Regions from separate parts of the Homo sapiens genome. Here region 1 is linked to region 2. The links are chromatin contacts, found by Hi-C or POLR2A ChIA-PET in ENCODE. All regions are on one chromosome and are shown on one strand. The core of a region is the stretch at or near the end of the contact, and the rest is flanking DNA. Distances in the headings are between cores, read along the strand shown. Region 1 holds the start of ERAP2 (endoplasmic reticulum aminopeptidase 2). Region 2 overlaps ERAP1 (endoplasmic reticulum aminopeptidase 1).

What was found. Hi-C counts contacts between places; a loop is a spot of excess contacts on that map. ChIA-PET counts read pairs that join two places held with the same protein, here RNA polymerase II (POLR2A).
Region 1: a loop to region 2 is called in a map of endothelial cell of hepatic sinusoid, with 2.4 times the contacts of the local background. The contact joins the promoter of ERAP2 here to the enhancer-like site in region 2. A Hi-C loop is called at or near these places in 1 of 168 maps with a recorded cell type or tissue (endothelial cell of hepatic sinusoid). POLR2A ChIA-PET finds 5 or more read pairs at or near these places in 4 of 52 experiments (MCF 10A, T-cell, activated T-cell and 1 more).

The regions. Positions count from the first base shown.
Region 1 is chr5:96,874,173-96,880,063 of GRCh38, forward strand. ERAP2 (endoplasmic reticulum aminopeptidase 2) reads left to right here and starts at 2,328. Exons shown (of 19, transcript NM_022350.5): 1 at 2,328-2,355; 2 at 5,392-5,891. The coding sequence starts at 5,514. It also overlaps a transcript of ERAP1 not described here. RefSeq lists enhancers at 1,967-2,096, 2,117-2,266, 2,437-2,646, 3,017-3,226.
Region 2 is chr5:96,777,319-96,783,072 of GRCh38, forward strand. ERAP1 (endoplasmic reticulum aminopeptidase 1) reads right to left here. Exons shown (of 19, transcript NM_001040458.3): 15 at 5,733-5,754; 16 at 4,375-4,536; 17 at 3,740-3,880; 18 at 3,105-3,186. Among named protein-coding and RNA genes, the nearest start is that of ERAP1, 28 kb to the right of the region's middle. RefSeq lists an enhancer at 3,054-4,253. Within about 2 kb of position 1,251, at least 3 of the 41 ENCODE cell types and tissues checked have a DNase peak (open chromatin) inside an H3K27ac peak, as active enhancers do.

The DNA of each region.
Region 1 (5,891 bases), core at 1,078-3,577, 98 kb after region 2:
AGAAAGAAAGAGAGAGAGAAAGAAGAAAGAAAAGAAAAGTTAGGAGCCCATTTTGCTGAGAAACTCTTTTAAATAAGCTACAAGTACTTGAATCTGGCTCAATTTTCACTTCTAGGATTCTGCAGCTCAATTCCATAGCCTGTTTCTTCATTCTCCATCACCACTTCTGTTCCAGTGGGCAGGAGAGAGCTCTGAAAACACACATGCACTCGCCCACATACCCACAGCTAGGCTGGATCTTGTGACAAGGAATATCACAGAAATACTCCCAGCCTCCTATACCTCTTCTACCTGCCCCCACGCCCTGCAGAGTTAGAGTCCGTAGATAAGCCCTTGGGGCCTCCTCTTCTTTGTCGTCTTTGTCCCCTTCTTTTTCCCACTCACTGGCTTCCAGCCATCCCCCTTCCTGTGGTGCCCCTCTCACTACATGAAATGCAGCTCTGAGGGACCCCATTCAGTCTTATGTTTCGGGCCTTAGGTGTAGGCTACTGCCTTCCTTTCTGCCCCTTCTACTTTATCGACTTGTTCTTTCAGGTTGAAATAATAAAATGTAGAAAGGTGGAAAAATTAAAGCTTGAGACTTAACTAGGATCTAATCATGGCAACATGTGCTATTGGGCCAAACATAGGTTGCAAACACAAACCACAGCAGGACAAGGCACATGATACAAGTCTATGAAGAGTGTCTGCAACATGATAAGAGCTAAGCTTGTTATATTTCACTTGACAATAGAAATTGTATGGATGTATTGCCATTTAATAGACTGTGATTCAAACAAAACAACTATAGGCTGGCATATAGGCTGCCAGTAGGCCACTATGGTTCCCACACTAGGACTTGCCCCTCTGTAAATGGGGAAATCAAGGAAAGATCTTGAGCAGTGGGGGAGGCATGGTCGAGCAGTAGTTGAAAGGATTAATCTGGTGGCATCGTACAAGTAACTGCAAGAAGCTGAGCTTGAGAAGCTGGGAAGACATGATTGAAGGCCATTGTGAGGAAGGATGAGGACCTGGACTACTTTAATAAGCGGTGGGATTTTTTCTTAGTTGGATAGAAAGAGATTGAAAATGATTCAAAAAGGCCAGTTGCGGTGTCTCATGCCTGTAATCCCAATCCTTTGGGAGGCTGAGGCAGAAGGATCACTTGAGCCTAGGAGTTTGAGACCAGCCTGAGCAACATGGGAAGACCTCATCTATAAAAAAAAAATAATAAATTAGCTGGGTGTAGTGGTGGATGCCTGTAGCCCCAGCTACTTGGGAGGCTGAGGTGGGAGGATCATTTGAGCTCAGGAAGTCAAGGCTGCAGTGAGCTGGGATGGCACCACTGCACTCCAACCTGGGTGACAGAGTGAGACCCTATCTCAAAAAAAAAAAAAAGAAAAGAAAAGGAAAAATCAACAGGCTTTGGTAACAAATTGGAGAGGGACAGAATCAAAGTAACTAACTATATGGTTCAATCCTAGATAATGGAAGAAGGCTGGAAGCATATAAAGCAAAGGGTGTTTATCTGGGGAAAGAAAACACTATTTGAGTTGTCAGGGTTCTGGTTCAGGTTAGGGTTAGACATCCATGTACTGTTGGTCCATCAGGCTGTTGGAATTACAGCAGCAGAACCCTTGAAGGAGGGATCACAATGGGAGCAATGTGGGATGAATGGGGATAAATGCTAAATCTGGGTACTGGAAAGGATAAAGAGAGGGCAGAGCAAAGGCCAGAGGTTTCATCTTTGTGGAAGGTCTGTATTCAGAGCAGAGAGGAAGTTGAAGCCCAACTCAAACAGGCAGATAAAGAGAGATCAAAGAGATGAGCATGAGATACAGTCCCCTCGTGCCCAAGGAGACAGGGTGGTTACAGACATGGAAAATCTGAGAATAATCACCTCTGATAAAGATCACAGAAGCTGCCCGGGAGGTGTTTGGTAAGCTTGGAGTTACGTTTGTGGGGTGGATGGGCAGAAGTCAGATTTCATAGCACTGAGGATGCAGCACAAGGAGAAGTTCAAGATCAATTCCTAAGACAACAACTTGGCACTAAAAAACATAAACTATGTTCTGAAGGCTTTACCCTGGGGACAAGGGAAGGGAGGTGATAACAGCAGAAGTGGCAGCCACTGGCGATCCTTTCTTTCCATGGTTTGGCTTCTACTCCAAAGCCACTTATTTGTGCATTCTACAAAAAGTTTCTTGTCCTTTTTGAAATAAAGCTCTTATCCTAAGCTCCATTCACACCTGCGTGATAATGAACCAGCTAGTACTTACTGTACTCAGGAAGCATGCAAAGTTCTGAATCTTAGAACAGAAAGTGAAAGCAAAAGTAAATTCCCCTTCAGTCAAATCTGCAGCAGCATGATTTAAGGTAACGTATCAACATTTCTCTTGGGTTTGTCTTAAAATTAGATTTTTTCAATAAGAATAATGAACTGAAGGTATAGAACTGCTGTGTTGAGAAGGTTTTGTAATCTAAGGCAAGGTTCTGGGGGACTGGGGTGAATTGGGCGCGGCTGTATTAGAAAGTGTATGCAGTTGAGGCTGGGACTTGATCTAAGACGCTGCTGCACTGACTCTCTTTCAGAGATCTTTTTGTCTTTTCTAAGCGTTTGTGACAATTCTTGCCTCTTCAATCCCAGGATGTTTTGTTCACTGCATTGCTATTTAAGGTACAGTGCAGTATAATAGAAAGCCCACCAGACCAAAGGGCAAAGAGCTATGTTTTAGTCCTGATTCTGTTTCAGACTTCCTGTGTGGATTTTGAGAAGTCACCATCCTGTTCCTTCATCTGTTTATTTAATTTAATTTATGTATTTATTTATTTATTTATTTTGAGAGAGAGCCTCGCTCTGTCGCCCAGGCTGGAGTGCAGCAGCACGATCTCGGCTCACTGCAACTTCCACCTCCCTGGTTCAAGCGATTCTCGTGCCTCAGCCTCCCGAGTAGCTAGGACTACGGGCATGTGCCACCATGCCCGGCTAATTTTTGTATTTTTAGTAGAGGTAGGGTTTCACCATGTTGGTGAGGCTGGTCTCGAATTCCTGACCTCAGGTGATCTGCCCACCTTGGCCTCCCAAAATGCTGGCATTACAGACCTGAGTCACTGTGCCCGGTCCTGTTTCTTTATCTGAACACTAAGGACTTGTACTAGCTGGCCTTTACAACCCTTACTAGTTCTAAAGTTAAAGACTGTGTGAGTAAAGCTTTTCTCTCTACTCTTATCAATCAAGTACATCTCTAGGAGTGTCTGCTACAAGTGGGGGCGAGCTACTCCTTCATTTTGGCCATTGAATGCAAGTTATAACCTCAATAATAATTTCATATCCAACACTAATTACTTACTTCCTATATGCTCCATGCTGTGCTGTGCCAACTTCTTCACATGAATTATTTCATTTAATCATCCCAGCATGAGGAAGGTATAATTATTACACTGTTTTATGGTTGAGATAAATGAAGCTCAAAAAGTAAAAAACTTTGCCCATGATCACGTAGGTGAGGTTGGTGGAATTAGCGTTGGAATCTGGGCACTCTGATTCCAAAGCCTCAGACCCACATAATAAGCCACTCCATTTTTTTTAAACCCTCCAAAATTCAAGCTAATAGACCAATTATGAGTGTACTTATCAGACGTTCTTGGAACACTGAGATTTGTAGCAGTAATTTAATGCTTGTTTTTAAAAAGAGGGAGAAGTATCTTTAATATTATTTTATTTTTGTTCCTTTAACAATACCTGTCACCTGCATTAATATTGCAAATTGAAAAATTGAAGTAATTGTTTGGATAATTAATGCTGCAGAACTTGTTAAGGATTATAAAAAGAAGAAGTAGCAGAGAAAACCTTCATGGTTTGAGTTGGAGCAGTAAGGAAGTAAGTAGAGGCAGGTGGTAGGGTGGCAGTAAGAATTGATTCCCCCAAATTAACTATGCTGTTTGTCCTAATTTTATATGTGTTGTAGCTTTACCCTTCAAAAAGAAAGAAACTTAGTTCTATTTACAAAGGTAGTAAATTCAGTTTGATTTAATTGTGCTTTCAAAAGTAGTGTAAAGGGAAAAGAACCGAACCTTAAAAAAATTCTGTAAGAATATTATAAACTCAAAATTTATTTCCATGGCTTTTGACATATTGAAAATAAACTGGGGATAAATACCTACCTTGACCAGCAACCTTTACACCAGTAGCCATAAAATGAGGCCATTCAGATAATGTTATTGAAAGAGGTGAAGTTCAATGCCATTCGTAGTAATAATAATATCTGGTATCCAAAGAATATAGAATATATATATAGAATATTCTTTGTGACTTATGAAGACAAAATAGAGACATCTTGCACAGTTTACTTTCAGGCATACACTTAAAATTACATGTGTGCCTGTGGTTCCAGCTAATTGGGAGGCTGAGACATCAGGATTGCTTGACCCCAGGAATTTGAGGCCAGCCTGGGCAACATGGTGACACATTGTCTTTCAAAAAAAATAAAATATGGCCAGGCGCAGTGACCCACGCCTGTGATCTCAGCACTTTGGGAGGCTGAGGCAAGTGGATCACCTGAGGTCAGGAGTTCGAGACTAGCCAGGCCAACATGGTGAAACCCCGTCTCTACTAAAAATACAAAAATTAGCTGGGTGTGGTGGCACATACCTGTAATCCCAGCTACTCGGGAGGCTGAGGGAGAAGAATCACTTGAACCCCAGAGGCAGAGGTTGCAGTGAGCCAAGATAGTGCCACTGCATTCCAACCTGGACAACAGCGAGATTCCGTCTCAAAAACATAAATAAATGAATAAAAATAAAGTAGGCTGGTCACAGTGGCTCACGCTTGTAATCCCAACAGTTTGGGAGGATTGCTTGAGTTTAGGAGTTTGAGACCAGCCTGGGTAACAGGGAGACCCCCATCTCTACAAAAAAGGTAGCCGAGTGTGGCGGTGTGTGTCTGTAGTCCCAGCTACTCTGGAGGCTGAGGTGGGAGGATCACTTGAGCCCAGGAAGTTGAGGCTGCAGTGAGCTGTGATCATGATTGCACACTCTACTCCTGCCTGGGCAACAGAGCAAGACCCTGTCTAAAACATAAATAAATAAACAAAAATTTAAAATATAACCAAATGTTAAAAACATTCAACATGCAATGAATTTACACACCTGCCTTCTGCTCGCTGCACAAGAATTCAGAAGAAATTCATTACATTCAATTTTAAGGTAGGGTTTTTTGGGGGAGTCCTAAAGGGTTTTTATTTGTAATAACCAGATAACAGCTTAATTTCTGCTCTATTTTGTGGATACTTGGCCTAATTCTGACAGAGAGCAGATTTTCCCTTACTCACACATACCTTTTTACATGTTTAAGATTTTATTTGTAAATTGAAATCTTTTTTGTCATGCTATAAGTGTGTTTTTTTCTTCTAGATTAAATTCATGTATTGAAAATATTGTTCAGACCCCATGTGACATAACTGGAGCCAGTGCAGTGCCATGAAGAACTACGAGATTAGCCTGGATATTAACTTGTCTTCTAGAGAATAGATTTCATGTTCCATTCTTCTGCAATGGTTAATTCACACAGAAAACCAATGTTTAACATTCACAGAGGATTTTACTGCTTAACAGCCATCTTGCCCCAAATATGCATTTGTTCTCAGTTCTCAGTGCCATCTAGTTATCACTTCACTGAGGATCCTGGGGCTTTCCCAGTAGCCACTAATGGGGAACGATTTCCTTGGCAGGAGCTAAGGCTCCCCAGTGTGGTCATTCCTCTCCATTATGACCTCTTTGTCCACCCCAATCTCACCTCTCTGGACTTTGTTGCATCTGAGAAGATCGAAGTCTTGGTCAGCAATGCTACCCAGTTTATCATCTTGCACAGCAAAGATCTTGAAATCACGAATGCCACCCTTCAGTCAGAGGAA
Region 2 (5,754 bases), core at 1-2,500:
ATTAATCCATCAATTTTTGATTTGGTATTCAGGAAGCGAATGTAGACCATGATGTATTATTTATTCAGCATAGATTCCAGACAGCCAGTTCCTTAGAAATCCATGTCATAATACCATATTATTAGTTTGGGAATAAAGAGGGGAGTAGGAATGGGTTTTAGAAAGATCAGAATTCAATTTTAAATGATGCAGAGTTGTTTTAAAATTATATGTCAATACAGTGCAACTTTACAATGAGCAGAAGGCATGGCCTCCTGCTGTAGCAACCTGGAAAACACTTCACTCTCTACTTTAAGTTGTAGCTCAACCTACTGTTTCATACGCTCTCAGAATGCAAGATTAATTCACAGTCGATTAAAAATCACTGAGCACTACTCAACAAAGCACATCAATAATTTTACTAATTGTTCAAATCATTAATCCTAAAGGAGCTCATCATGATAGCTCCACTAAAAACAGACCTTCTACAACAGCGAAGCCAGCTGTTAACCATTACTCTTACCCTTGTCCTGACCCAAAATCATCTCTTCTGTCTTCACCTGCCTTGGAAATGCAACATCTCCACTGAATATTTGATTCAGACTTGGCTCTTTAAGAACAATTTCTGTGCAATAAGTAGCACAATACAGGGATAGGAAAACAGGTTTATCCTACTAACTTGATTTGAGCAAATGATTTAACTTCTATGGAAGCCAGTCTCCTCATTTGTAAAATGAAGAGCAGTGGTGAAGGATGTAGTTATATAATGCAGGTAAAGTGCAAAGCCCCAAACCCAGCATGTATCAGGGACTTAACCTCATCCATTTGTTCACCAATATTTACTCTGATATTTATTCATCCCTCTGCTGTAATTACTGTGCTAGACACTGAGGATGCAGCAGTGAATCAGGCAAGCATCCTCCCCTCATGGAGCTTACAGTCTTTTGGGGTATACAAGCAGTAAATATGATTACTGTAAATAAACTGCTATGAAGAAAATATGCCAGGGGTATGCTAGTAACTGAGGAGATGTGGCCTGCATTGAACAGCATGGTTTTGGGGAAGGTGATCTGAGCCGAGACCTCTCAAAGATAAAATGCCCCTTTCTAGTGAAAAGTTGGGGAATGGGCAAGCCAGGCAGAGAGAATAAAAAGTGCAGAGGCTTAAAGACAGGAGAAACATGTGGTAGCCCAGGAGCAGAAGGAGGCTGAGTGGCTACAGTGTTATGAGAGAGTAAGCCAGGAGCGCCTGTGGGAATTGGCACCAGAGAGGTCCTCAGAAGCCAGGTCTTCAAGGTCATGGACACATGGGAAGGAGGGATTTGGAATTTACTGCAAGAACAATAGGCAGGGTTTCAAGAAGCCAGGGTCAGTTATGGGCTGACTTGCAGTCTTCAATGTGGAAAATGTTTTGCTATTGGCAAAGTGGCAAGGGGGAGGCCAGTTAGGACACTATTGCAATAGGCAAGGCAAGAGATGAGAAAGGATTGAATGGGGGTAAGAGCAGAGAGAAGTGCGCAAGATCCAGTGCATGTGCTGAGGGAAGACCGGCAGGACTTGCGTAGTTAGATGTCTGGGGAAGAAAGGATTCAGGATGACTCCCGTATTTTATATGTCCGTAGTTTGCTCTCCATTATGATAACATCTCGGGCTCTTTACTTTTCATGCCCTGCTTCAGGATCTTCGCACCTGATATTTCCTCTGCACACAATACTCCTCTAGATGTTGGCATTTCCTTCGATATCTTCTCAAATGTCTCCTAATCATCCTATAAAACAGCACCAACCCTCTATCCCAATCACTCTCCTTGCCTTATTCATCTTCAGAGCATGTAACTACTTGACATTGGTTGATTTGTCTGTAATTGTCTGATTCCCACAGCAGAAATTTCAGCTCCGTGACAGCAAAGGTTTTGTCTGTCTGTTCACTGTTACAGCCCCATAACCTAAAACCATGTGTGGCATATATGTCTTGAATGAATTAATGAGAATACAAGTGAATGAATGAAATGCTTTGTTGCTATAGATCTTGTCTATAGATGACTACCTTTCTGGTCAAGGCTTTGGACATCTCTTCAGTCATCAGACAGAGTATCTCTGCTCTAGACCTCGCTGGAGTTCAAGCTTGAATTATTATATGCAAGTTAATTTTACAAGCCTGGATGAGGCTACTGAAAACTGGAAAAAAGCTACGAGACTGTAACAACCCTTCATTCTTTTTCATTTCCAAAGCTCTCTCCCCATCTCAAGCTAGAAAATAGTGTAACCAGACTACACAATGGAACCACTCCTAAAAAAATTAATATTAGCCTCTCAGCTTTTATCTAAATGTACCACAGTTTAAGAGCCTTGTAAAATTTGTTCCACAACTTTACTATAGGAAACCTTATTATAGAAGGGACACCACAGAACTCAATGGCCCACACATCAAAGTCCTCGAGTTTAGGACTGAAGAAAAGTCTGCTTTTGTAGAAAATGTGTATGCTTCATGTTCTCTTTTACCAGACAATGAGAATAACTCATACTGATTCCTCATTTTTCCTTGACTTCCAGGAATGTCTGTGATAAATTCAGGGGACAATTGCGAGAATTATCCTCAGCCATAAGTCCCTCACATGGTTATCACCTGTCCATTATGTATCTTTTTGTCCTTCATTTTAACATTTCTTTTATACATGGATCTTAAAGCTGCCTGAAATTCTTTCTGAAGGTAGATGGTTACATAATAAGTGACAGGGAACCATGAACTTGGATGGTTTATAAAGAACCTAGATTCCGGACCTGCCTCTTTAGCAACAGCTGGATGACCACTTCAGTCATTTATACCTCAGTGCCCACTTTTAACATCCTTAAACAAGGACTAATTGTCTCAAGTAATTTTCTTCAAGTCCTAAGGTTTTTACTGGCAGAGCTAAGACCTCTTAACGTGTCTGAGAAGAGGCACAGTTTTCACTAGTTTAATTGCAACTGATTTATGCTGCTGTCAACACCATAGCATCCAAAAATAACTTCTAAATGACAATCCATTTCTAACTCACCACACCCTCAAAGTATTTTGTCTACCCCATATTAATTAGCTAATTTTCATTTATGTTTAAAAATATATATATAGATTTTTTTTTTTTACCTCTTCAAGCCGTGTTCTTGTGGAGAATTGATTTGTTGTACCCATTACCATGTGGGCTATGGAAGATGAGCCAAGTTCAAACCTAGAGAGGGAAATATTCAAAAACGGGTTGTGAAATACTTATTCATTTAACATATATTTTAAGGGCCTCCTATATATAATAGCTTTCAGCTAAAAACTGATCGGTGTGAAAAATACAAAATATGATGTCTATCCAATGGGTTAAGATCTAGCTGTAAAGAATAATACACACCAACAGCCTAATAAAAGGTTAAGTATCCAACAGAAAATGACAGAAGCAGGAAATGCTATAAGAGTTAGACAAAGACAGATGTGAACAAGCAAATGTGTTCATGGAAGGCCTGGGCTGAACTGTGAGGAGGAAGGCTTCAGATATGTCCATGGGCTCAGGAAGGGGTTATGCCAGATGGAATGGAAAACATCCCTGTCCAGATTCACTAGTTAGCACTGAAGTCCAGTTTTATGTTTTCTACAAATATTTTAGGTATTTCTACTGCCTATCTTCAATCAAAAAGTACCTTTAGACTGTTACTGTTCTTTTACAAACAGCAAGGCTAAAACACAGTAAGGTTATGAACTTATCCAGTCACAGCACAATTTTTGGCACCACTTACTTTTGTACAAGTTTGTTCCAGTTTTTCCTCAGAAATTGCCAGGCCAGTGGGTATCCTACTGGGTTCCTGCCAATGAGTGTAAGAATTTGTGGAAACTCCTGAGTTTTTATTTTATCTCCCTTAAAGCTTTCATCTAGTAGCCTAGAAGGATTAAGAAAAGAAATGTTAGCAATGAATAGGTGATGAAACAGTTATGAATCACTGCAATAAAATTACTTGTAAAAGAAAAAAAAGTCTGCCAGTAACAAAGGTTAAAAAGATAAATGGGTAACCACAATCCTGATAAACCCACTATAGCTACATAATAAAAACTAACATTTATATAGTGTTCATAACACCCATTCTCATATACCCTCTCATTTGCTCAAAAGAATAGTTAAGGAAGAGTAGCTCTAGTAAATATTTTTAATATGTTGTCATTTTAAAGATGCACAAATGTATACACCTTTAAATATTTTTCCTAACACCTGGTTCTCCCTAATTATTTGCCTTTCTCATTAGATGTGTGCTGACTTGCAGTATGTTCCCAGCAGGATAGGCAATTCCTGGCCAAGAAAACAAAAATAGATGCCAGAATGATCTAATCTAATCTAATTTCCCTTGGCCACATGAACATGAATGAATGACGGACTCACCATTGAAGCTTTTCCTTATTTTGGGTTCTGCAGAGGGCAAATTCAATTTGGCTTTTCTCAGTACTGGACAAAGAAAACTGATATTTACTATAAAGAAAATCCCAGCCTTCTGTGCTCTGGGCCCCCACAGCAAACACTGCCAAGGTCACGTCGACAGGCAGGCTATAGAAAGGAACACACTCGGTGAGAATCTGAGGTGCAGTAAGTATGTTTAGAGGCATAATGGTGACTAACTATGAACTGCTGAACTTTCCCCATGATCAGAGAAGCATGCCTGGAAATATAAACAAAAACTACTGATTTCCTTCAGTTACAATTTTTTTTTTTTTTTTTTTTAGGACGGAGTCTTGCTCTGTCACCCAGGCTGGAGTGCCGTGGCTCGATATCGGTTCCTGCAAGCTCCGCCCTCCCGGGTTCACGCCATTCTCCTACCTCAGCCTCCCGAGTAGCTGGGACTACAGGCGCCCGCCACCATGCCCGGCTCATTTTTTGTATTTTAGTAGAGACGGGGTTTCACCGTCTTAGCCAGGATGGTCTTGATCCCCTGACCTCGTGATCCACCCACCTCAGCCTCCCAAAGTGCTGGGATTACAGGCGTGAGCCACCGCGCCTGGCCTAGTTACACTTTATAAAAAAAAGGCAAGAGAAAAATATCTAAAATTAGGTTTTAAGTAGCCTTCTCAAAAATGTGAAATGCCATTTTTATAAATACCTACATATTTAAATACTTTAATGATGCTGGGTGACTCCATAGGGGATCACCTTTCAAGCCAAAAGAAATTCAAACTATATTCAAAATTTACACCATGATCACAAGTCAGGACGGCAGTAGGACCACTGTTTGGATTTCTTTAAGCTGAAGCATGTAGGTTGTTGGCATAAATGTTTCCTGGGTGGGGTTTAAGCTCCAAATGTAAAAAGGACTGAAGTGTAGCAAGAATAGGGATTTCCAGATACGGTAAAATCCTACCTTGCTTAGACAGTGTCAGCAATTACTATGCATCCCTGTCAGGGAATTTGGAAGCCCAAAGAAACTACTATAAAATACAATGCATGTGTTTCTCTATGGCATGGCTGTCACCGTTTAATAAGATTTTGCATTGCCTATACAAAATGAGAATTATTCCCATACCATCCTAACTCCCCAGATATTTGACTTTTATGCATAGAAGTTCCCTCCTAGCATTTCTTAAAGTTACGAGATACATAGATAAATCTTAAAAAGCAATTTATTTTCCAGAAAAGGGCAGCAGGGGAGACACTTAAACTTTTTGTTTTCCCTAATGTTTAGTACCAATGATGGAAAACAGAAAAGATGCCCTTCACATCAACAAATTGGTTATTTAGTAAGGACTGACCTCAAGTTTCCATTGGATTCCT